5 separate regions of the Homo sapiens genome follow, and all the other regions are linked to region 1. A link is a loop called in an ENCODE intact Hi-C map of the cell type or tissue named here. Cell type or tissue: dorsolateral prefrontal cortex. All regions are shown on one strand. Region 1 holds the start of GON7 (GON7 subunit of KEOPS complex). Region 2 has its middle 36 kb from the start of COX8C. Region 3 overlaps UNC79 (unc-79 subunit of NALCN channel complex). Region 4 overlaps UNC79 (unc-79 subunit of NALCN channel complex). Region 5 overlaps UNC79 (unc-79 subunit of NALCN channel complex).

The links. Peaks named below come from ENCODE experiments on the same cell type or tissue, not always from the same donor. Only the 100,000 strongest peaks of a DNase experiment are listed, where the experiment ranks them.
Region 2: it touches region 1 in a loop (4-fold over the local background); 2 of 110 quality-filtered maps call a loop at or near these places.
Region 3: it touches region 1 in a loop (5-fold over the local background); 17 of 110 quality-filtered maps call a loop at or near these places.
Region 4: it touches region 1 in a loop (2.7-fold over the local background); 17 of 110 quality-filtered maps call a loop at or near these places.
Region 5: a loop joins it to region 1, with 3 times the contacts of the local background. A loop is called at or near these places in 22 of 110 quality-filtered maps.

Annotation. Positions count from the first base shown.
Region 1 is chr14:93,204,378-93,209,377 of GRCh38, forward strand. GON7 (GON7 subunit of KEOPS complex) reads right to left here and starts at 2,688. Exons shown (of 2, transcript NM_032490.5): 1 at 2,453-2,688. The coding sequence starts at 2,660. It overlaps UBR7 (ubiquitin protein ligase E3 component n-recognin 7), which reads left to right and starts at 2,879. Exons shown (of 11, transcript NM_175748.4): 1 at 2,879-3,064. The coding sequence starts at 2,915. RefSeq lists an enhancer at 1,925-2,784. In dorsolateral prefrontal cortex, CTCF peaks have their summits at 2,875 and 3,082; a DNase peak (open chromatin) is centred at 2,764; H3K4me3 peaks cover 3,366 bases; H3K27ac peaks cover 2,043 bases.
Region 2 is chr14:93,380,256-93,385,255 of GRCh38, forward strand. It overlaps a transcript of UNC79 not described here. Among named protein-coding and RNA genes, the nearest start is that of COX8C, 36 kb to the left of the region's middle. In dorsolateral prefrontal cortex, no CTCF peak of the experiment used is centred here; no DNase peak of the experiment used is centred here; H3K4me3 peaks cover 1,126 bases; H3K27ac peaks cover 1,971 bases.
Region 3 is chr14:93,541,778-93,546,777 of GRCh38, forward strand. UNC79 (unc-79 subunit of NALCN channel complex) reads left to right here. Exons shown (of 52, transcript NM_001395159.1): 14 at 689-919. Among named protein-coding and RNA genes, the nearest start is that of UNC79, 110 kb to the left of the region's middle. In dorsolateral prefrontal cortex, a CTCF peak has its summit at 2,166 (motif pointing left); no DNase peak of the experiment used is centred here.
Region 4 is chr14:93,532,557-93,537,556 of GRCh38, forward strand. It overlaps UNC79 (unc-79 subunit of NALCN channel complex), which reads left to right. Exons shown (of 52, transcript NM_001395159.1): 11 at 1-22. Among named protein-coding and RNA genes, the nearest start is that of UNC79, 100 kb to the left of the region's middle. In dorsolateral prefrontal cortex, no CTCF peak of the experiment used is centred here; no DNase peak of the experiment used is centred here.
Region 5 is chr14:93,616,624-93,621,623 of GRCh38, forward strand. UNC79 (unc-79 subunit of NALCN channel complex) reads left to right here. Exons shown (of 52, transcript NM_001395159.1): 29 at 499-681; 30 at 1,569-1,731; 31 at 4,269-4,418; 32 at 4,998-5,000. Among named protein-coding and RNA genes, the nearest start is that of PRIMA1, 170 kb to the right of the region's middle. In dorsolateral prefrontal cortex, CTCF peaks have their summits at 2,749 (motif pointing left) and 2,949; a DNase peak (open chromatin) is centred at 2,738.

The DNA.
Region 1 (5,000 bases):
ATCACTCCAAAGAGAAATGATATGCCCATTAGCAGTCGCTTTCCATTCCCCTCAGCCTTCGGCAACCACTAATCTACTTTTTTTCCCCCTTATTAGAGATAGGGTCTTGCTATGTTGCCCAGCTAGACTCAAACTCCCAGGTTCAAGTGATCCTCCTGTCTCAGCCTCTAGAGTAGCTGGGACTACAGGTGCCCACCACTGCACCTGGCTCACTAATCTACTCTATCTCTATGGATTTGCCTATTCTGTACATTCATATAAACAAAATCATGCAACATGTACCCTTTTGTGTCTGGCTCTCACTTAGCATAATGTTTTCAAGGTTCATTCATGTTGTAGCACATGTTAATACTTCATTACTTTTTATTGCTAATAATAGTCCATTGTATGGATATACCACATTTTGTTAATGCACTCATCGGTTGATGGATATTTGCATTATTTCTATTTTTTAAAATTATCATTTTTAGAGATGAAGAGATGAGGCCTCACTCTGTCCTCCAGGCTGGAGTGCAGTGGAGCAATCAGCCCACTGCAGCTTCAAACTCTTGGGTTCACATGATCCTCCCACCTCCTAAAGGCGCAACACCAAGCCCAGCCAATTGTTGTTTCCACGTTTTAGCTACTATAAATGCTGCTGTTATCAACATTCATGCGTAAGTTTTTGTGTGAACATACGTTTCCAGTTTTCTTGGGAGGACTACCAGTGGAACTGCTGGGTCATATGGTAACTTCATGTCAACTTTTTGAGGAGCTACCAAACTCTTTTTCCCAGTGGTTACACTGTTTTACATTTCCACCAACAATGTACAAGGTCTCCAATTTCTTCACATTCCAGCCAACACTTGTTATTGTTCTTTTTGATTATAGCCAACATCCATATTATCAAGATGTATTTCCCAAGATGGAAGGAAAGTACAGTTTAAGCTCTTCTTACATAATTGTAAATCCTGACTCTAATATCTAGTTCTTGGGTTTTTCAGCTCAGGACGGTTAAAATGTACCTGCCTGGCCAGGTGTGGTGGCTCACGCCTGTAATCCCAGCACTCTGGGAGGCTGAGGCGGGTGGATCACGAGGTCAGGAGTTCGGGACCAGCCTGGCCAACACAGTGAAACCCTGTCTCTACTAAAAATACAAAATTAGCTGGGAGTGGGGGCGGGTGCCTGTAATCCCAGTTACTCCGGAGGCTGAGACAGGAGAATCGCTTGAACCGGGGAGGGAGAGGTTGCAGTGAGCCAAGGTTGTGCCACTGCACTCAAGCCTGAGTGACAGAGCTAGACTCCATCTCAAAAAAAAAAAAAAGTACCTGCCTATTTCTGCATTCGAGGCAATTTTTTAAAAATAATGCAGTTAAACTTCATGTTTCTACTTTCAAACTGCACCTACAAAACTGGAAAGGCAAGGGAGTCTCTGGGAGTTAATACGTGATAAAATGAAGTCTGTCCCAGTCTTTGGAACCTGTTCCTACTCTGCGATAGATTGTACTCTTCCAAGTATGTCTGTAGTTTCACACCTGATAAAACTCCTTTTTATTCAACACCCAGCTCAAAAGTCTTATCCTTTCTGAAGACTTCCTAGGGTGTCTGGGTTTGCAACAGTTACAGAGGACCACAGAACCACTTTCACTTTTTTTTTCTTTTTTTTTGAGACGGAGTCTCGCTCTGTCGCCCACGATAGAGTGCAGTGGCGCGATCTCGGCTCACTGCACCCTCTGCCTCCAGGGTTCAAGCGATTCTTCTGCCTCAGCCTCCCGAGTAGAGTAGCTGGGACTACAGGAGCATGCCACCACGCCCAGCTAATTTTTGTATTTTTAGTAGAGACAGGGTTTCACCATATTGGCCAGGCTTGTCTCGAACTCCTGACCTCGTGATCTGCCTGCCTCGGTCTCCCAAAGTGCAGGGATTACAGGCGTGAGCCACCAGCCCGGACCACTTCCACTTTTAATAAGAGTGTCTGCCTGTCTAGTCCCCTTGTGTTTCACAAGGGCAGGAACTGAGTCGCATTCACCTCATTCTTCCTCCAGGGCTCAGCTCAGGGTTTGGCACATAATAGTAGGCATTCGACACGTTTTTTTGTGAAATAAACGAAATAGCGATGAGTTGTGGAAACGCTTGAGTAGAAGCAGCCCAAATAAATATAGTGATAAATGCCAACAATTTTTATTTTTTAAATTATTTTAAAAATAATAATAGAAACGGGGTCTCGATATGTTGCCCTGGCTGTTCTGGAACTCCTGACCTCAAGTGATCCTCCTGCCTCGCCCTCCCAAAGTGCTGGGATTACAGGCGTGAGCCCCACTTCGCCTAGCCCGCCAAAAATTTTTAGATGCAATTCTTCTTTCCTCGAGGCTCACTTTGTCCAAGTCTGCCACTCTACACGGGCTCCCCAAGCCAATTTCCCCTGGGCGCCCGCCCCGTCCTCCGGTCACTGCAGCACCGTCTCAGAGCTCACCGTCCAAGTCCTCGTCTGGAGCCGCCGCCACCCGGTGCTGCACTTCCCCCTGTACCAGAGGGTCGAATAATTCCGTTACCATGTCCTTCATCTGGGCCACGCCAGACAACAGGCCCTGGAAAGGGTCGCCGTCACCCGGCGCCTCACAGGACACCCGCAGCTTCTGCGGCTTCCCTTCCTGCCCGACGTACTCTCCCAGCAGCTCCATGGTGACCGCTAAGCTTCCAGAACACGACACCGGGAAGCGCCACCCGGAGGCGGAAATCAGCCCGCGTCCGGCGCAGGCGGGAGAAGGGAGAGGAGTGACATCCGTTTGTCGGAAGTCGCTCCTCCCCCTTCCTTCGCTTTTTTTCCTTGTCATTGGTTCCTGGCACTCGGGCCCCACCTCCTCCGGCTACGCCCCTCACGGCCGCTTTTCCCGCCTCCGCCGGGGCCGAGCCGCTGTTCGGCTGACAGTTGAGGATGGCCGGAGCCGAGGGCGCCGCTGGGCGGCAGTCGGAGCTGGAGCCCGTGGTATCGTTGGTCGACGTCCTTGAGGAGGACGAGGAGCTGGAGAATGAGGCGTGCGCTGTCCTGGGCGGCAGCGACTCCGAGAAGTGCTCCTACTCTCAGGTGGGCGCGCGGCCCGGGCCTCCTCTCCCCCGGCTCCCGCCGAACCTCCCCTTCCCGGCCCGGCTGTCCCTATTCCCGCCTTGCCGCAGTCGTCTCCCCAGTGGTGGTCCGGGGCCGCCGTTAGTCTGCCGCTTCCTCACCCCAAGCTCACCCTTCCCTTTTAACCCCAACCTCCTGGGCCCCCTTCAGCCTGTGTCCAGCAGGGGCCCCCCTCTCCCCTGTCTCCAACTCTGTCCGGCCCGCCAGGAAGGGCCCTGGAGCAGCTGCTCTGTCCGTCCTCTCCAGCCTCTTCTTGGTGCACCACTGCTTTTCACGAAACCACCCCGCGACCTCTCAGATCCAGACATCTTTGTCCCTGATTTTCCCATCCTAAGATTATTTATTTATTTATTTATTAGGGACCGAATGGGAGAGTCAGGTTAAAGAGATTTTCAAATCCATAGGGATTTGCGGTGAGCTCCTTGACAGCTAGTTCCTCTGCAATTTAGTTGGACAAGTGCTAGCTAGTACTTTTTCTTTCTTTCTTTTTTTGGCAAAATGAAGCAAGTACCCATGTCTATCTGCAGTCTGCCCCCCTCCCCTGGAAATAGACCGGAAACAGAACAGCAAGTGGCTCTGGCAAGGGAGGGGAGAGAGGAGAAAAGGATCTGTTTGGCATTTGGAAGACGTTGTGAGTGAGCAAGTGTTTGAGGGGGTGTGATGTGGTGTTTAGTGACTCACCCTACACTTCGAGGTACAAAAATGGAAAAGGATGGGTAGGAAGAAGACTGACAAAGGATGAGAATTGGTAGGAAGAAGGGTTACCTAGGAAGAGGGGTGGATTGGAACACTGGGGAGATGAGGGGAGAGACTTGTATTCATTATGTGGTATGAACTGAGATCATAATACCAGTTCTCGTTGTTGACCAAGGTTAGTTTACACTGCAAAGTGCTAGATTGTTGAATAAACCTGGTATCCAGACATAGCCCCAGGTATTTTAAAACCTTTGGTCACCACTAAAACAATTTTTCCCCTGCTTTACTTAAAAAAAAAAAAAAGAAAAAAGTTATGTCTATATGTAAACTATTTTTGAAGTGTAGTTACCTTTATAAAATGGATTCCTTAATATTTTCTTTGTGGTAAAAAAAAAAATACGGAAATTTGCACAAATCATGTACACAGCTTGAAAGGAAAGTGTGCGTGTTCCCACAACCCAGATCAACAAATAGAACATTAGGAGTGCAAAAGGCTTATTGGAATAGAACTTTAAAAAAAAAAGAAAGAAAAAGAAATAGAACCTTACTGGCATCCCGGAAGCCTCCTTATCTATCTTCCTCCTTCCTAGAGGAAGGTAACTATACCTCTTATACATATTCACTTTTTTTTTCTTTTTGAGATGGAATTTCACTCTTGCCACCCAGGCTGGAGTGCAATGTCATGATCTCTGCTCACTGCAACCTCCACCTCCTGGGTTCAAGTGATTCTCCTGTCTTAGCCTCCCAAGTAGCTGGGATAACAGGCGCCCGCCATCACGTCCAGCTAATTTTTGTATTTTTAGTGGATGGGGTGTTCTAGAGATGAGGTTTTCACCACGTTGACCAGGTTGGTCTTGAACTCCTGACCTCAAGTGATCTGCCCACCTCGGCCTCCCAAAGTGCTGGGATTACAGGCGTGAGCCACCGTGCCCAGCCTACATATTCACTTTTTAACATTTTGTCACATTTGTTTTATCTCCTTTTCTACTTAAAATTTGCTGTTTTAAAATTTTGAACTATTTAAAAATAAGTTGCAGACACGATGACACTATACCTCTAAATACTTCAGCAGGCATCTCCTAAAAATCAAAGGGATTCTTTGCATGTGTTGATTCTTTCTTTGGTAGATTTACAAACATTTTCCAGGATGAAAGTGTGATGTTACTTACATAAACCTGTACATATGCTCCTGTGTTTTCAC
Region 2 (5,000 bases), 180 kb after region 1:
TTTCATTATAAAATGACACATTAATATATGTTTGTTGTAAAAAATGAAGATCATATATGTAGTAAAAAGTATGAAGACTGCCTTCCCCCATTTCCCATCCCACTTTCCTCCCCAGATTAAGGGTCATGTCAGAGCCTTTGCTCGGGGAGACTTCTCCACTCCCCTCCCACATCCTACAGGGCTACTGCTTATCTTCAGGTCTCAGTTTAAATGTCATTTGCTTGGAGAAATCCCCTTTGACCACTCTAAGGTGGTCTCCTTGCTTCCTTCTTTTATTTTCTATGAGTACACCCTATGCATATTCTTCACCATATTTATGTGAAATTGAACTTTTGCAGTAAGAGCTTTGTTTGTGTGCATCCCCTGTTAGACTATAAGCTCCATGAAGGCCAGATGTTGGCTGTTTTGTTCATCACTGTACACTAGTACCTGGCGTGGTCTGTGGTATATAGAAGGTACTCAATCAATATTTGTTGGATTGAATGAAAGATGCTTGTTTAATGTTTTACTTTATATTCAGTGTATAGATTTTTCTGGTGACTCTTATACTCATGTTTTTGCCAAAATTGTAATATATAGCCACACTGCAGAGATATTCTGGAGGAATCTGAAAATAGCATACAAATGTATGAAATTAATATAGTTTCTGAGTTTTTGAGAGCCAGGGAGTTTTGCTGATTTGTTAGTATTTGTCAGTCATTTAGTAAGTATTTATTGAGTGCTTTAGATAGTCAGTGATAAACAAAACGGATGTGTCCCATATGGAATTTTATTCTTAGTAGAGGAAATACATTAATTTTGTAAAAACAAATACATGGAATGGAATGTTATGGTTTGATTATGTTGCCTCAGTTTTGGCCCAGACCCCAAGATAAAGGTACTAACTAGTTCCAGTTCTAAAGTGAGATGGAAGATCATGAAGCAGATTTGAAAGGGAAGCTGGTTTTGTAATCTTTAGCTGACGAACTACTTCTAGCCTATAAAAGAAATTAGAGAAGCCCAGAGGTATTGTTAGGAATATCATGGGATTATCTGATGACGGATGTTGGGGTTGTGACTCCCCCCAGAAGGAGTGTGGGTGCTTTTCCCTCATTTAAAGGCTAGTGAGAGGAACTTTAATGGAATCACTCATGGAGCTTCATGTATGTGTCCTAGGGTTTGGGGTTCATGCAGCTGAATCATCCAGAGGATGACAGGCTGTGTCTGGAGCTGCCCTGTCAGGGCTTTTGATGAAGAGTGAGCTGGGTTTGGAAAATAGCAACATTCCCACCAATAGTGCTCAAGAAGCGTGCTACTGGTAGGCCAGATGAGGGCTTCTGGAGCAAGAGGAAGAGACAGATGGGATTGTCTTAAGAGTCTGCCTAAAAACATCATCTAGAGAGTTGAGAATACTTCAGTGGGAAGAAGAGGAGGTATACTCCCAGATTCCTAAGAGTAGAATGCTAGGAGAACATTCCAGAAGAGATATATTTGCATGTGTCACGGGAACTGCTGGTGTATGAACTTCAAAGAAAGACAAAAGTGTCCTCTAGAGGAAGTGTCAGCTTTAAACACTTGCCATGGTCAGAGAGCTTTAGAGGTAGATTTACAAAAGAGTATGAGTCAAATAAGACCTTTCTTTCACCTTGACTCTTATCAGCCTGGCCCTCCCTCAAGCTTTCAGTCTTAGGAAAGCCAAGTGTGAACTAGTAAGGGAGGAGGAATAGACAAGCTAAGCTGGAAACTAAAAAGACCAACCATGCTGCCTTTCTGGAGGAAAGGAGAAACTTTAAATGAAGTTAAGATATTTTAAAAATTCCCTGAACTGGACATATTATTAATTTCCGAATTCAGAATTCAGTGTCTGTATCTGTATCTATTTATCTTCTGGTTCCTAATAATACAAGGTATGTAATAGATGTGCCTCTGATGGGGAGATTTATTACTGGCCAAGTGTAACCCACATATCTCAGGAGGCTGCAAATTGCCTGAGATATTTCCACCCACCCTGTTCCATGCCTTGGTTTTAAAAATGAACTTCAGAGCAGCTTTGAGAAGAAAAGAACACTATTTTCTTATTCTGAATGTGTAAGAGTATGTGGTAGACAAAATCATGCTTGCCTTCCCACTCCCCAAAGATGTCCAGGTCTGAATCTTCAGGACCTGTCAAGATGTCAAGATGTTACCTTACATGGCAGAAAGGACTGTGTATATATTCCAGAGGAAGATTATTATTATATTCCTTCCCTTCCTCAGGAATATATGTATAGTCCCTACAAAATAGGGCTTAATAAATTGCATGCCAATCGTTAATAGTTTGCATACTATTTTTGCATAATTTTTTTATTCATTTACTCAGTATTTAATGAGTACCTTCTTGGTGCCCAGCACCTGAAGATATAAAAATGAGTAAGACAGATGCAGATGCAGATGAAGAAATTGAGGCTCTGAGAGGTTAAATGACTTGCCCAAGGTCCATATTTAGTGAGTGGTAGAGTCGGTTCTGGAATCCATGTGTTCTGATTCCAGATTCCATCCATTTTATCTTCCTCCTCATCAGTTAGTAAGAAGAGTTACCACTGCCGCATCAATATTAAATACTGATTGATCTAATGCATGTACCAAAATACTTTACACTCCATGAGGATACAAAAAGTCTGTCACTAACCTAAAATAAAATAGCAGACTAGACAAGGTAGAATGTCTAATCTCCCAGTTTTATTTTAGAATTTAAGATAGAATATGATAAATATTATAAAAGAATGGGAATAAAATGGCTTATTATCTGAAAGGCTAAAGAAAGAATATTTAGCTGGGATAGAAAATCAAGTAGAACCTCTTCCTTTATGGAGGGTGTGTCATTTGAACTGGTCTTGAAAGACGTCTTAGAGGAATTAACTTTCATATACTGGGACCGTTTTGGGTCTTTCTCATGGTCATATAATTTTGTGAGAGAGATTGTGGGTTCATTCTCAGCTTAGCATTCACCATGGCCTACTTTGCACCTGAAGTGTAGTTTTCATTTTCTTTCTTCAGAAGAAGATGGGGAGAAGTGGGAGCTGGGGTTGTTGAAGAAAATGGTTATGGGTGGGTAGGGAAGACAAGTAGAAAAAATGTTGTCTAATAATCTACAGGCATACCCTGAAGGTATTGTGGGTTCCATTCCAGACCCTTGCAATAAAGCAAATATAGCAATAAAATGAGTCACATACATTTTTTGGCTTTCCAGTACATATGAAAGGTAGGTTTACGCTATGCGATAGTCTGTTAACTGCACAATAGCATTATGTCTAAAAAACAATATGCATATCTTAATTTAAAAATACTTTATTGCTAAATAATATGAATGATCATATGAACCTACAGCAAGGTGTACTCTCTGCTGGTGTTGCCTTGATGTTGATGACTGCTGACTAATCAGGGTGGTGGTTGCAGAAGGCTGGGTTGGCTGTGGCAAGTACTTAAAAAAAACTTAGGCTGGGCACGGTGGCTCACACCTGTGTCCCCACCGAAATCTCATCTAGAATTGTAACACGCACAATTCCCATGTGTCATGGGAGGAACTCAGTGGGAGGTGATTGAATTACGGGGCTGGGTCCTTCCTGTGCTGTTCTCATGATAGTGAATGAGTCTCATGAGATCTGATGGTTTCAAAAAACATGAGTTTCCCTGCACAAACTCTGTCTGCCACCATCCATGTAAGATGTGACTTGCTCCTCCTTGCCTTTTACCTTCTGCCATGATTGTGAGGCCTCCCCAGCCATGTGGAACTGTAAGTCCAATAAACCTCTTTCTTTTGTAAATTGCCCAGTCTTGGGTATGCATTTATCAGCAGCATGAAAATGGACTAATACAATCTCTCATCTGTTGATGGACCCTTAGGTTGCTTCCAAATGGATCTTATGAATAGTGCTGCAATAACATGGGAGTGCAGATATCTCTTAGATTTACTTGTTTCCTTTCTTTTGGGTATATACCTAAGGAGTGGGATTGCTGGATCAAATGGTAGCTCTGTTTTTAGTTTTTTGAGGAACCTCCAAACTGTTCTCCATAGTGGTTGTACTAATTTACATTCCCACCAACAGTGTACAAGGGTTCCCTTTTCTCCACATCCTCTCCAGCATTTGTTATTGTCTAACTTTTGGATAGAAGCCATTTTAACTGGGGTGAGATAATAGCTCATTGTAGTTTTGATTTGCATTTCTCTGATGATCAGTGACGTTGAGCACCTTTTCAATACTCCTGTTTACCATTTGTATGTTTTCTTTGGAGAAATGTCTATTCAGATCTTTTGCCCATTTTAAATTGGATTATTAGATGTTTTTCCTATAGAGTTGTTTGAACTCATTATATATTCTGGCTCTGAATCCCTTGTCAAATGAGTAGTTTGCAAATATTTTCTCCCATTCTGTGGGTTGTCTCTTTGCTTTGTTGATTGTGTCCTTTGCTGTGCAGAAGCTTTTTAACTTGATGTGATCTCATTTGTCCATTTTTGCCTTGGTTGCCTGTGCCTGTGGGACATCACTTAATGTCCTAGAGAGTTTCTCTAATGTTTTCTCTTAGTAGTTTCATAGTTTGAGGTCTTAGATTTAAGTCCTGAGTTTATTTTGATTTGATTTTTGTGTATGGTAAGAAGTAGGAGTCTAGTTTCATTCTCTTGCATGTGGATATCCATTTCTCCAAGCACCATTTATTGAAGAGACTGCCTTTTCCCCAATGTATGTTCTTGGCACCTTTGTCAAAAATGAGTTCATTGTAGATGTATGAATTTATCTCTAGGTTCTCTCTTCTATTCCACTGGTCTACATGTCTCTTTTTATGCCAGTACCATGCCACTTTGGTTACTATAGCTCTGTAGTGTATAAGTCAGGTAATGTGATTCCTTCAGTTTTGTTTTTGCTTAGGATAGCTTTGGCTATTCTTTTATGGTTCCATATAAATTTTAGAATTGTTTTTTCTATTTCTGTGAAGACTATCATTGGTATTTTGATAGGGATTGCATTGAATCTGTAGATTGCATT
Region 3 (5,000 bases), 340 kb after region 1:
GGCAGATCACGAGGTCGGGAGATCGAGACCATCCTGGCTAACACAGTGAAACCCTGTCTCGACTAAAAATACAAAATATTAGCTGGGTGTGGTGGCAAGCGCCTGTAGTCCCAGCTACTCGGGAGGCTGAGGCAGGAGAATGGCGTGAACCCGGGAGGCGGAGCTTGCAGTGAGCCGAGATCGCGCCACTGCACTCCAGCCTGGGCAACAGAGGGAGACTCCATCTCAAAAAAAAAAAAAAAAAAAAAAAAGTCTATTTATGATAGTGAATTGGGGGGACTCCAAGGTATCTGAATTATTACTAATACACAATTCTTAGCAAAATATGATCATTTTAGAACTGAAATGTATATACATTATTTTCATTGAGGATATTGATGAAATATCATTTTGTTGACCTAACTTTTTAGAAGCATTTATCTGGTGCAGATTATATAATAGATTCCTTGTAGGAGAAAATGCTTAATTGGAAGGTGAAATCTTGAGGGAAAATTGTTGTTGCAATCCATCTATCCCTGTAGAAAGGAACACAGTTTCTGGATAAGCGATCCCCATTTTTAAAACTGCCTATTTCAAACAGATTATCTGGGATATCTTTTTATTTTTATTTTTTGCCTCTTAATGCACCTATAATAATTTTGTAAAGATGGATGGAAGCCGAACAAGGTTCTAATCTACCTACTTCTAGGTGAGCCTCTGCACACCCAGTGAGAACACGCCTACAGAAAGCTTGGCCCGGCTGGTGGCCATGGTGTTTCAGTGGTTTCACTCCACTGCGTATATGATGGATGATGAAGTGGGAAGTCTGGTGGAAAAGCTGAAGCCTCAGTTTGTCACCAAATGGCTGAAGACCGTATGTGATGTTCGCTTCGATGTCATGGTCATGTGCCTTCTTCCTAAACCCATGGAATTTGCCAGGGTAAGTGGAGGCCTACAGCTCACACCTTGTTAGAGAGGAGGACTTGGGGAGAAGTGCTGCCTTAGCCATGTGGGTATTATCAGTGTCTGCAGAGGAGGAACATCTCTCCTTATTTTAATTAATATAGCTAAATGAATTTAGTAACTGTATCTTGGATGATGTGCTGCTTTGATGTTGATTTGGGATGAGGAAGAATGGCAAGATGCATTTGTGAGGTATCTTTAAGAATTTAAGGGACCATTCTTTCTCGACATTGCTGATTTTTTTTTTTTTTGAAATGGGATCTTGCTATGTCGCCCAGGCTGGCCGCCTTGAACTCCTGGGCTCAAGTGATCCTCCTGCCTCAGCCTCTGGAGTAGCCGGGAAGCTAAATATTTTTATTAAGAAACAACAACAAAAAAGCCTTTCTATGAGGTTACTAGAGCTCAGTCCCCTTTTGGCTTAGAATCTTTGGAAAGATTACCATTCAAATAGGGGAAATGTCTTTTTTTCTTTTTTTAATCATGTATATATATATATACAGGTTAATGGTAGAAGTCCCTGCCCTGCCATTTGAAATGCCAAAAAGGTTCAGGGTCAGACAAAATGCACCTATTCCTCTCACTTAAGAACAGATTTCTCTGTGCTGATCCTCTTGCTTCTGCCTCAGTGGATCACATCTGAGAAGAACCCATGTTTCTTTTTTCCTTTTTTTTTTTTTTGAGACAGGGTCTCACTTTGTCACCCAGGATGGACCGCAGTGGTGTAGTCATACTCACAGCAGCTTTGAACTCCTGGGCTCAAGAGATCCTCCCACCTCAGAGACTACAGGCATGCATCACCACATCCATCTAATTAAAAAAATTTTTTTGGTAGAGATGGGGTCTCTCTATGTTGCTCAGGCTGGTCTCAGACTCTTGGCCTCCAGCGATCTTTCTGCCTCAGCCTCCCAAAGTGCTGGGATTATACAGGCATGAGCTGCTGTGAGCAGCCCATATTTTTTGAATATGATGTAATTTGCATCTAACCCAGAAAGGTGGATGTCCAGAATCAGGTTTTGGCAGTAATATGTGAAATTTTTTTTCCAAGTGTTTTCTAAGTGTTATTTTTATTTGTGATTTTTTATTTCCTTTCAAAGAGATCTTGAGGCAGTTTTCAGTAGAAACCTGTGCTAAAGTAGGACATTTAAGGATAAAACAGCACAGACCATCTATAGGGGTAACTTTTATTGGATTTTCAGGACTCAGAGTGATCTGTGCATTTATGGAGATGTACTTCTTTCTTCTTTGGTGCCACCTACTGACTCACTTAGAAAATTGAATTTTTGCCTAAAGGAAATTTCCCATTTTCTGACATTCTTTGCCTGTGTTGATATATTTTCTATTATTATGTCTATTGGAATAGTGAAGGATTGATGTGACATGCTTCTGGAAAATGAGAAGAAATGATTATGTTGGGAGAAAAACTTTTCTTATTCCAACTTAGGTGCAGATGTTTTGGGGCCTGCAAATTAACTGATAACAGTTTAACTGGAGAGAAGACAAAGTTTATTTATGAGTACATGTGGGAGATCTCAAGGATAAATTACTTCCTGAATAGCCAGAAATAAAAGATTTATATATCAAACTTAACAAAAGGTTTACTTAAGGGCTTCAGTGAGAAGGTATGGAAGGTTCCATTGGGTTTTTTAATGCCATGGGAGCTGGGCAGGAACTGGGCTATCTCCACAGCAGCTGAATCCACAGGAAACTCCCTTTCGGGGGGGTTAACAGAAGGGTTTTCTCTGGAGACTCTGCTAGAGTCACATAACGGAAGTTCGGCTAAGATTTCTTTTTGCATCTTCTTTAGCTTAAATGTTTTCACTTTAAAATACTCTTTATACCAACTGTAGGGTTTTGGTGGATAACATTTCCCTCATCTGAAACTTCCCTTGAAGTTTCAACATACATGAAAGAAGCTAGGTTGATTTCTATAGAGGGAAGATTTAGGCTAGAAATTGTGAGGTAAGAGATCTGCAGAGGAGAACAAGAGCATAGAATGAGGAACCAGAAAAGCACAGATTAATGGTTGGGATAGATTATAAATCTAGGTTTTGAGTACGGAGGGCAGACAGTTGAGAAGATGTCTAGATGTTGGTCTTGAAGCATGTTTAGACGGTGGAGTGAGAACATCGGTGTCACAGTTATGGTTATTTTCCAGAGCAGAGCAGAGAAGAGGTGAGTGTTTGGTGAACTTCCTGAGTGGACCAAACTGTTGTAGCAATAAGTCCTTTGAATTTTATATCATATTGTCCCACTTCAGCTTTTAGGGCTTTGTAACAAGATAACCCAGAGTCTTAATAATGATCTAGGAAGTTAGGTTTTAGTTCTCAGTGGTGCCATGTCAGGTGGGTAGGAGAAAAGTTAGAAGTGTTAATTACTGGCAAAATGGGCAAGACAGAAGGATCTAGTTTACAAAGAGGTGAAAACTATCTCAAAGGTGATGAACAGGACTAGAATCTGATCACTCACAAGGGTGGGTTATAGTTTTTCATCAAAACATAAAATTTCTCTTTACAATCACCTGCATTTTGACCAAAAATAATCAAAGTAAGATTACTTTTGGTTACAAAATTAGTCTCTTTAAATTTGGTCTGATCATTTGCACAAGCACAGCAAGAATGGTAATTGACCACTTAGGGCTTTTTAAAGTTTGCATTGCCAGAACTCTTAAAAGGAATCTCAGATTGGACTTTTAGAGGTTTCTTGATGCTAGAAGTCAGGCCAAGAACTTGTCACCAGATTTCATCTGTAATACTTATAGATTTGGGTGAATTCCTTTCTCCTTGAGGTCTCCCAAATATTCTAAGTTTCCTAGGAAGTGACCTTTTTTACTCATCTGTAAGGCTGAGAATTCTGTAATGCAGGTATCGAATCTGTTTTTCCAAGAGGGCTTTGAAAACCCTGGCTCCATAAAGTCAATCTTAGTTCCTTAAAACTGTTTAGTCATATCAGATTCCATGCAATTCACAAATATGACATTCTGCAAAGACTTAGTAATATAACTGTAACTGCCTGATGGGTTCTTCCTGCCTGCTGCACAAACAACATCGATTCACGGAATTGAGTATAGAAAGAGTTTAATTGACATGAGGCCAGCCGTGCCACACGAGAGACTGAGTTATTGCTCAAATCAGTCTCATCAAAGGCTTGTAGGTTAGGGGTTTCTCAAAGTCAATTTGGAGGAAGGAGTAGGGGTGGCTAGGCAGTGGATGTTTGCTGCTGCTGATGGTTGGGTTGGAGATGAAATCATAGGGAGTTGAAGCTGTCCTCTTATGCTGAGTTGATTATGGGTGCGGACACAGGAGGACATGGCTCCAGGTGGAGCCATGGGTGTCAGACATGCAAAAAAACATGAAAAGCTATCTCAAAAGGCCAATCTTAGGTTCTATCATAGTGATGTTATCCGCAGGAATAATTGGAGAAGCTGCATATCTTGTGACCTCTGGAATAACAGCTGGCAACCATTTATGTCTACACCTTAGCTGAATTCAGGCTCCTTTCCTCCTCATAGCCTTGTGGTCTCTTTAGAAAGGCATTTGAATTTTGGAGAAGGGCTACTATCATTTAAACTATAAGCTAAATATCTCCCAAAGCTAGTTTGGCAGTTTAAATGCTAAAGGCAAGAGGGGGGTTGGCTAGATCCGATCTCCTCCACTGTCATTATTTTCTCACTGTCATAATTTTTGCAAAGGTGGTTTCATAACCAAGTTTCCCAATTATGTCCTGTTAAAAGCAGAACAGATTGTTATTCAACTTATGCAAATAGCTATAATGCTATGAAAATAGGAATATTCAATAAGAGCTTCTGAATTCTGGAGGAATCAAGTAGAGAGAAAAAAGATATATTTCATGTTTGTTTACAAAGGTATAAATCTACCAAATTATTGTGAGTTATAGATAGCTTAGGAGAAAAGAGAAAGGGGTTCCTTGTATCTGAAAAACAGAACATTGATTGAAAAACTAGCAATGTTCTAAACAAAAAACGATACAAATTATAATCATTTATCATTCAGTCCTATGTAATTCAGTCTTGTTCTGCTTGATTGAGTTAGCAGTTAATG
Region 4 (5,000 bases), 330 kb after region 1:
ATCTGCTATATGTCAGAAAAAGGTAAGAGCAAACCATTTGTGTCGTTGGGGCATGATTTATTGTGTTTGTATGTAAATTCATTTATTGACATCTGCCTCATTTCTGCACCGTGGTTTCCAGTATATGCATGCCATTGTATTTGTGGAGGGGTAAAGGAAATAATTTAGCATGCAAGATTGCTACATCCAAATGGTCTCTATTTCCATTTCTGCTTTTGCTCACCCATCTTATGCACAATGCTTTTGTTCAGTAATTTGCAATAAAAGCCTATGTGTAATTCTGGGATAGGAGTCCAATTAGAAAAAGGTTTGAATTATACTGCAATTTATGGTACTTAACTTTAGTTAAGGATATATCTTGTATGCTAGAAATCTCAATTGTTTTGAAGTGGAGTGCAAATAGTCCAATTTGTATGTGTGAAAAACATACCCAGACTGACTGTATATGGAAAGTATTTATGTGTAAGTTGAACAATACATGTAGCTAAAGATTCTTCCTTTAATATTTCCTTTAGTTTTTTTTTAATAATAGTTTCTCTAAACCACCTCCATCTTCTCTTCTTGTTTTAATAATTGAAAAGAGTAAGAGGAGGCAGTATGATGTCATAAAAAAGAATTTTTGACTAGTTGGTTGAGATTCTTGGACTCTGGCCAGTTCTGTTCCCTCCTACCTATGTGGACCTTGCACACATCATTTAAACTTTTTGGGATGTTGATTGTGAGTAGGTATATTGGAGGGCTGTCTCAGTTATCTATGGATGCATAACAAACCATCTGAAAACATAGTGTCTCATATGGCAACCAATTATTTAATCACAATTCTGTGGATTGGCAATTTGTCCTATGCTCAGCTCAGCTAAGCAGTTCTTTTGATAAATTACTCTAGGCTCACTCATGTATTTGCAGTCAGTTGGTGGGTAAGCTGGAATTGGCTGGCCCCAGATGGTCTCACTCCCATATCTGGGGCTAAGCTGGGATGGCTGGAATGGTGAGATGGGTGGGGTGTCTGGGCCTCTCTTTCCACATGATGTCTCATCGTCCAGGGGCTAGGCTGGACTTGTTCACAGGTGGCAGTCTTCTGAGAGAGTGAGAGAGCCTCACTCACTCAAGGCCTCTCAGAAGTCACACAGCATCATTTCTGTAGCATTCAACAGGTCAAAGCAAGTTCCAAGGCCGGCCCAGATTCAAAGAGTGGAGAAATAGGATCTTTGTGGTTATTGAAGGATTGGCAAGAATTTTATGGTCACATTTAATCTACCACAATCTGTCCTTTGGACATAATTATTTACCTTCTTTCCATATGCAAAATATGCTCACCATTTTATATGACCTCCACAAGTCTTATTCATTTATGGCTTCAGGCTTAAAGTCTAGTATCTTGTGATCTGCATGTGATATGTCACTGATTAAACTTCTTGGTAACTGATTCTCTTGATTCAGAGTCCTGTGAACTAAGAAGGAAAGTTATCTTCCCTCTCTGCACCCAAGACACAATGTTGAGACAGGGACAGGATCATAGCAATAAGCTTCTGTTCAAAAAGAGGAAGGGAAAGCAGATAGCAGTCATTGGTCTATAGCAGCTCCAGCCATAAACACATCAACAGTTCCTCTGTCTCCAGGAATAGCATACATGCCTTGATTATGATCTGGTTTTGTTTCCTAGAAATAGTTCCCTAATCTGTTCTTGTCCTCCTGAGCTCTTGGCTCCACTCTCTGAGACATCTTTTCTTTTCAATAAGAAATGGTCCATGTTGCAGCTGAGTAACTTTCTCAATCTGCTTCGTGCATGTAGGAGTTAGGGTCCCATATATCTCTTTTCATTTAGAACTGCGTCTCTTTAGTTTTAGCTGGTGGTGCTTTTGCTAGTATGACTTTCTTAAAAACTTTGTGGATTTTTAGTGAATCTCATTGGGGTCCTGAGCCCCCAAAGCCACATCTATAATGATTTTTGAGGCAGTCCTTCCTATATTTTGGGCGTTTCAGTGTGCCCTTAAAATTATTAGAAGCCCTGTTATAGCTGAGAGCCTCAATTAGACATCGCCTTATAACTTTCTGAAGCCTTAACAAAGGATCTTAGAGTCATAGACCATATTCTTCCTTTGATCTTTATCCTGAGGCCATTCTTACTTTGAGAATCGTTTCTAAGCTTGTGGGACCAGGATTTCAAACAGTTCTATTTTCTAAATCAGCATGTTTTGGCTCTGGGGACATACGTAACATATTTGACACCCAGGGTAGATCATTTTTTAACACTTCCCTCTTTATATGACAAACTTATTTTTAGTAACAAGCTTCAAATTAGCACATTTTTATTGCTTATCCTTTAATAAACATTGTGTTTTACACAGACATTAATTTGGAGAATTTCCATTAAGTTCATAACAGTTCAGAATTGTATGAGCTTGCCCTGGGTAGTTTGTATTCTACCTCTTTGTACTGCATATTCCCTGAATGGTATATTTGAAATAAGCAATGATAGCATCGTGATTGGAAAGATGAAGAGACAGACCTTGATTATTTCAATTCTGTGATTTTGTGAGACCACTTGGAGTTATTTCTATGTGTTTAAAATTCAAAGCAGTGAAGCAAAGTGGTTGGAGTGAACATTTGAAAACATGTCCAGCTGAATCTCCATCTAAGGGAAGCCTCTCTAGTTTAGTTTGGAAATGAATGAGCTGAATCCACATGGGTTGAGGCCTTTCAAATATATTATCAAAACTTAGTAGGAATCCTAGCAATTATTTAGAACTTCGATCAACTGAAGATTATTTTTGGGGAAATGTATTTTATTGCTGACATTGTTTAGAATTGATGGCATGTGGTAATAAAGCAGGTTGACTTTTAGTCGGTATTCCAGATATTATCATATGCAGTGTATCCAGATACTCCATAAGAAATTGCTCAAAATTTACATCGTAAAACAGCAACATTTAGTTATGTTCATAGACTCTGTGGATCAGAGATTCGGACAGGGCATGATGGAGATAGCTTGTCTCTGTTTGATGATGTTTGGGGCTTCATCTGGGAAGACTTGAATGCTGAGGGTTTTAATTATCTAGAGGTTTCTAGATCATACGTTTGGGCTCTGGGATGGGGTGACTTGAAGACTAGGCTAAGCCAGCGCCATTGACTCAAGACTGAAACATGGTCTCTCCCTGTGGCTTGGCTGTCTCATGGCATCCTGGCAGAGATCTGGGAGGAGTATCTAATGAGGAAGTTTCTGAAGAGAGAACATCTCAAGGCAGCAAGTGGAAGCTGCGTGTCCTTTTATAAGCATCATTTCTGTCATGCTATATTGGTTGAAGCAGTTGCAAGCCCATCCAGATTCAAGGGGAGGGAAACTATCCTTGACTTCTTGATGGGAGGAGTGTGGAGAACCCGCCTCTGGTCACAGATTATTTACATTCTTTCCACTTGCAAAATCCTGACTGGAGGTCCAAGATCTTCTCATCAAAATCAAGTTCAGGTGTAGATGAGGCTTTTTGGGCTTGGCTCCTTAAGTATTCTTCCTTTTGCTTTGAATACTTGTGAATGAAAGAAATGTTATCTGCATCCTGCACAGCTAACATGCAATAGTGATACAGGGGTAGGATTACTGCAGTAGAGACTCATGTAAAAAGTGAGGAAATGAGAGGAAGGTAGTCATGTCCGAATCTCTGATCCACAGAGCCTATGAACATAATTAAATGTTGCTGTTTTATGCCGCTAAATTTTGAGTAATTTCTTATGGAGTATCTGGAGTCCTTAGAAATTCTGAAAGTCACAGGGCACATGTCACTTGTTCCTTAGTTAGGTGCGAGTCCTGCTTCCTGGGAGCTGGTCTCTTTGGCTCTAGGCCCCACCCTCTGGGAGATGCCCATCTTTTCCTTCTCATAAAAAGTAGCCTGTCATTTACAGCTAAGTAGTTTTATCAGCCTATTTTTTGCTTATAGAAGTTTGGAAATCCCAAAACATCTTCTTTTTTGGGCTGTCTCTGTCCCTTTCAATCTACAATGGTATAATTCCATTAAAAACATGGGCTCTTATGTCTCAATTTATAAACCTGCTTCATTAAACGTGAGTCAAATGCACAAACCTCTTTGGGATAAGTCCTTCTACACCTTATGCTCTCTATGAGGCTCCTGGGAATGATGACTTACGATTCTTAGAACCCTTATTGTTGAATGAAGTGGATGCTGAGGTATGCCCTTAAGATCCTTAGAAGGCACCCCCCACCCACCCCCGGCTTTTTTTTTTTTTTTTTTTTGTCTATCTAAAAGAGTCAATGGTGTACCATATTAAATTCTGAGTTCTTAACAAAGGGTTTTATATTCGAGCCCTTGCTATCATTTTTTTCCTACTGAGACCACATTTTCCTGATAGGGCCCTGGATTTGATGTTTGCCTTGAAACTTTTTCTTACCTTGAGAATCCTATGCTGGCTGGAAGGACTGTCCTGAGCTCAATATTTTCCCTTTAAATTCTAGGTGAAGACAGATTAATTCATTATTTTATCTCCCTCCTCTCACAAGCTCTGAGTTCATAAAGCCTTAGAGTCTAACGCCCCCTTGGGGGTGTTCACATCTTCACAAGCACTATTGAAAGAGACATTGACTATGTGGTGGTCGCATCTCTCATAGGCTTGGGGCACGTCTCCAATAGCTTCATGTGGGTGCTGCCTCACTCCTCTGCCTCCCGCCAGGGCAGCTTGAACAGTACCACCCCTGAACTTGGAAATGTCTTACGCTCCACCACTTTTCTCGTTCCCATCACTTCATTTGCGGTTCCCTTCCTGCGGTTGATGTCAATGCTGACTCTACGAAGGGTTCTGGCTGTGTATGTCCCTGTGGTCTTCACAGAGTGCCGGTGGGCATGGGAAGGCCTGGCTTGAGGCCATCACTTTGGCACAGCACAGTCTCTGTCTTTGAATGCAGCATCTACCTGTCCTTGAATGCGACAAGGACAGAGGAGCTGTAGCGGAAATCTACTCTTTCAGGTGGATAAAATAATTTTGAAAGAGTT
Region 5 (5,000 bases), 410 kb after region 1:
AAGTGCTGGGATTGCAGGCATGAGCCACTGCACCTGGCATGTGCTTTTTCTTATTCCTGAATATATATTACTAAATTGTTCTCCTGAAAGATTGTATCAAGTTTGGTTGGTATAATACTTGGTTCAGATTGAACCAAGTATTGCCGGTCGTCTAGGAATTCCCATTTCTGCAGGTGGTTACCAATACTAGGTTTCTTCATTGTCTAGTTTAACTCTGGTTAATAGTTGAATGGACAAAATTTTATTTTCAATAGGTACTGAAACAAATAATTAATTAGATTAAAACTATTTTCATTTACAAGTTTCAAAAATTTTTTGTGAGGTTGGACTTTTCCTCCTTCTTGCGTACTAGCCATTACTTTTAATATTCTGTGGGATGCCTGTTAAATATTTTGCCTGTTAAAAATTTTAACCACTGGGATGGCTCAAATTTTTCCTTTTGACCTCTGAGTGTTCTTTGTAGTTTTCCATCAGTTATTAATATTTTTTCTATTTCAGGTTATGGACTATAACATTAACTTGGGAAAACACCTTCTCCCCTTAGTGGTTCAGGTGCTCAAATACTGCTCTTGTCCTCAACTCCGGCATTATTTCCAACAGCCGCCTCGTTGCTCCCTCTGGTCCCTAAAGCCTCACATCCGGCAGATGTGGTTGAAGGCCTTGCTTGTCATCCTTTACAAGGTGAGCTGGGTGGTCACTGCTGTTTTGGATGCAATGGTTCTCTTAGAGAGCATATAGCATTAGGAGAACACCTGAGTCTTTAGTTGAAAATTTTGTAGAAGTTTGACCTTCAGAAGGAAGATCAGGATATGCAATTACTGTTAAGAACCAAAGAGCTATTGAAATGAAAATAGAAATGGGAGGCCCTGTTAATATATGCTCTAAAAATGTTTAAAACAAAGAATGATAAATGGTAGGCTACTGATCAAGAACCTCTGTTTATACTCAGTCTTGTATTTTGTCTAAGTATTATTATTTCAGAAAACAAAAGATATCTGAAATTGTATTCATCCACTAAAGGTTTATGCCAGATAATTTTCTTGAAAAGAAATGTAACTATGAACTGGCATGCATTGCTGTCAGTGGTTTGGTGAAGGAGGAAATGAATATGGTCCCTTGTAAAAATAAGGCCATGGGGGAGGGCGTGGTGGCTCACTGCTGTAATCCCAGCACTTATGGGAGGCCGAGGTGGGTAGGTTGCCTGACTCCGGGAGTTCGAGCCCAGCCTGAGCAACATGGTGAAATCCCATCTCTACAAAAAATTAGCCAAGCATGGTTGCACGTGCCTGGTCCCACCTACTTGGGAGGCTGAGGTGGGAGGATCACCTGAGCCCGGTAGGCTGCTATGATCACGCCACAGCACTCCAACCTGGGTGACAGAGTGAGACCCTGTCTCTAACTAAACAAATAAATAAGGCCATGAGCAGAATTTGTTTCTACTTCTCTCTCTCTCTCATATATATATTTATCCCCAAGAGATACTGCAAAAAGTATCCAGCAAGATCAGGTGGAAAAGCTTACCCTCTAAAATAACCATTTATCTTTTTCTCTCTCGTTTCATTGGGCAGTATCCATACCGAGACTGTGATATCAGCAAGATCCTGCTGCATCTGATTCACATAACAGTCAATACACTCAATGCGCAGTATCATAGCTGCAAGCCCCATGCCACGGCAGGACCTTTGTACAGTGACAACAGTAACATAAGCAGATACAGCGAAAAAGAAAAAGGTACATATCTAAATTCTATCCCAAACCTAGCTTCAATACATAATAGATTTCTGGACAATGTTTTCTTAGGAGATAGAAGAGTGTTCCCAGATATCATTCTGGAGTAAAAAAAAAAATCACTTTCTTAATTTTCCAACTTTCCATGAATGTTGCTGCTTTAACTTTGAAATTGAGCATTCAAGAGGAATAAATGATGTGCTTCCAAAGCCTGTATCATAAGAAATAATATTTTGTAAGATATTTTCTGCTGTTTGAATCAGGAGCCTTTGTAAGCCTTTTCTTACGTGTTAGAAGCATCTCGTTTTTGGGCTATAAAATAAGTCTTGGTTGGCACACAGTGGAGCCATTCTTTGTAGGTCTCTAGTTTGCCCTGGTCTTTGCGCTCATAGAGTTTCAATGGAGTCTAAGTTTGCTGAAGTGCTTTTTCCTAGACTTTTAATTTAATACAAAGTGATTCAAGGCAAGGGAAATGAAACATTTTTGCTGCATAGGTGTAAGCTATCTCCATTATCAACACTTTTTCTATTGCTACCTTTTTCTAAAAGGGGCAGTAGAATGCAACTTTAGCTAGGGTAAAATTGCAGCCTGTTTTCAGGTGAGACACGAAGAACCAGGGTGTATATTTTTAGTTTTTAGTGTAAGTCACGGCTGACTAGATTTTAAATTGACATCATTTAATCTAGTCTTTGGAAAAAACCAAGTGTCCACTGACCCTTTATGAGGTTAGTAGAGTCTGTTTTAGTAGGACTGCTCTGGAGATACCTCAAAAGTATAAATTGTACCAGTGTTCCTGTTTGTTATTGCTGAAAGTTCCAAAAATCTAGTTTGGCTACAGACGGAACTCGAGAACTAGGTTCTTTAAGTTCTGGTACCATTCAGATCCCTCCTAAAGAATATCTTGTCTACCAGTTTAGGGTTTAGTCTCTGGCAAATTGGGGAGATCTGTTAAGCTATGGATGTTTTCAGCGTGGGCTTAGTGTTTGGGCCAAACCCTGATGAACCTTTCTGGATGGGAGGCGCCATCTTGTGGTCTTTCAGTCTTGAGTGTTCAATGCATTTTGAAAATTGTTTCAAAGTTATGTAATGCAAGTCACGTAACTATTGGTTGGAAAAACTGCATTTTTCAAAGGATATTTTTCCAAAAAGGAAATAGAGAAGTAAAACAGATTATTGTGTTGCGTTTCCCCAGAAACATGGGAATTTGATAGGCATTCCCATCTTTGTGGAAGTTCACTGGGTTTAAAAACAAATTCATTTTGATTAACATTTATTTTTATTTAATTAAAAAGTTTAGTATGGTTATTTCATCTAAAATTTACTACTTCAAGTTTCATTTACTTGTAGAATTTTGTGCATTAGAACAGGGTCAGTCCTTAAAACTTGATGTATATACTGCCCTTATGCTAAAAAAAACCTTGAATAATCATAATCGCACCTGAGCCTCATTTGTCATATAGGTAGATGTAAATACAGGCCAAACATTATGAGTTCAGTGATATTCAACTTGAATAGTAGGTAAACTCATTATGATGCTATTAAATGCATTTTAGTAGCCTTTTCTGTTGCCACTTTGTACGTGGCTTTGGCCTTTCAAAAGGACGAAAGAAGAAAATTGGTTAAGTAAACTTTATGGGTTGCAACATATGAACTCTTTCCTCATTAACATATTTTGGGGTTTATCTTGGATTTAAAAATGGCCACATGGGTGTAGAAGGGAGGACGTAGAAACAAGTTCAACAGGCACTCAAAGTGACCGGTTTGTTTATGTAGGATTAGGGATCATAAGTGTCAAAGATTCTTTCTGGGATTCATGAGATCCGTAATAGTTACACGTGGTAAGCGCCTCAGAGAAGAGTCTTACTTTAATAGGAGGAAATGTTATTTTCTGTTTTCTTTTTCCTTTGTTTACTCTTTCAGTCCATAATCATTCGTGGAGCTTTTGAGATGACAAGTGGCTTTTCTAAGCTTTTTCTGTGTGTTGCGTGTCTCATTATCAAATGTAGAGTACAGTATTTTGCATTCACACCGTATAAGGTGCATGTACTGTTAGGCTGTGTCTATGCCAGTTACCAAATCCCATAAAGGCAGATTTTTTTTTCTTTTTTGGAAAGCCCAAGATCCACTCATTTTGTTTAATTTCCTTTCGCCAAATCAGCCTGAAAATCCACGCAAAGCAGACAAGTCCAAGCAGTGTCACAGGCTCCTGGAAAAAGTAGCTGACATCTATGTGTCATCTGGTGTTAAGCACACTGGAAAAGTTTCCCAAAAAGGCGCTATTGGACTCTCAAGAAGCCTCTCCTTAAAAATGCTGCCAATTGTCATGTGAAAAGTGATGGGCAATCTTGTAACAGCTTGCTCTGTCCAATAGATGGAGAATTTGATGCCTGGATGAAATACCAACCCATGGCTAGACTTGGGCTGGTGCAGAAACTAACCCAGACCTTGTTCCATAATGCTTTCATTGAAATGCTTGTGTAGACACAGCCTAAGAGAGAATAACCTCTTAAGTGTAATTTTGACTTTCTCTCCCCAATTAGAAGAAGATAGTGTTTTTGATGAATCTGATATTCATGATACACCTACTGGACCCTGCAATAAAGAGTCTCAAACTTTTTTTGCAAGATTGAAAAGAATAGGCGGCAGCAAAATGGTGAAATATCAGCCGGTTGAGATGAATGTTCAGAGAAGTATGAATTTTTTCTCTTAGTAATTTTATGCAGAAATGTTGTACTCTACCGTTTGTTTGGGGTGAAATCTTAATTTTATTATGTTACTACACATTTTAATACCGTTGATTTATATATATGTATGCACAAACAGTATATATATATACACATTTATATATATACGTGAATCGACAGATACATCATTAATGTCATGATCGTCTTTGAGAGCCATTGCTTGATTTGATTTGTTGCAAAATGTTTGCTTCTCTTCCACACGATTTGAATACAGTTTCCTAGATCTGCCTCAGCCAAAAAATGATCCCCTCTCCTATGCACAAATGAACAGAGCTGAGGAATTATCCCGAAGCCCGATTTTGGAAATCAGATCTTAAACTGCCATTTTGGTTTCTTTCATTCGTAAATTTTCCAGTTTTTGAAATTAGAACGAACCTTACAAAAACTTGGCCAGAAAGTTCGTTTTCCCTCCTGGTGGAGCTGGGATTGTGATGATGATTTATGCCAATTGTATGCCCAAGGATGAGGGGAAAAAATGGTGAAATCTCCAAGTAAAATAGTACTAGCTTTTTCTGTTTTGATCAGGTG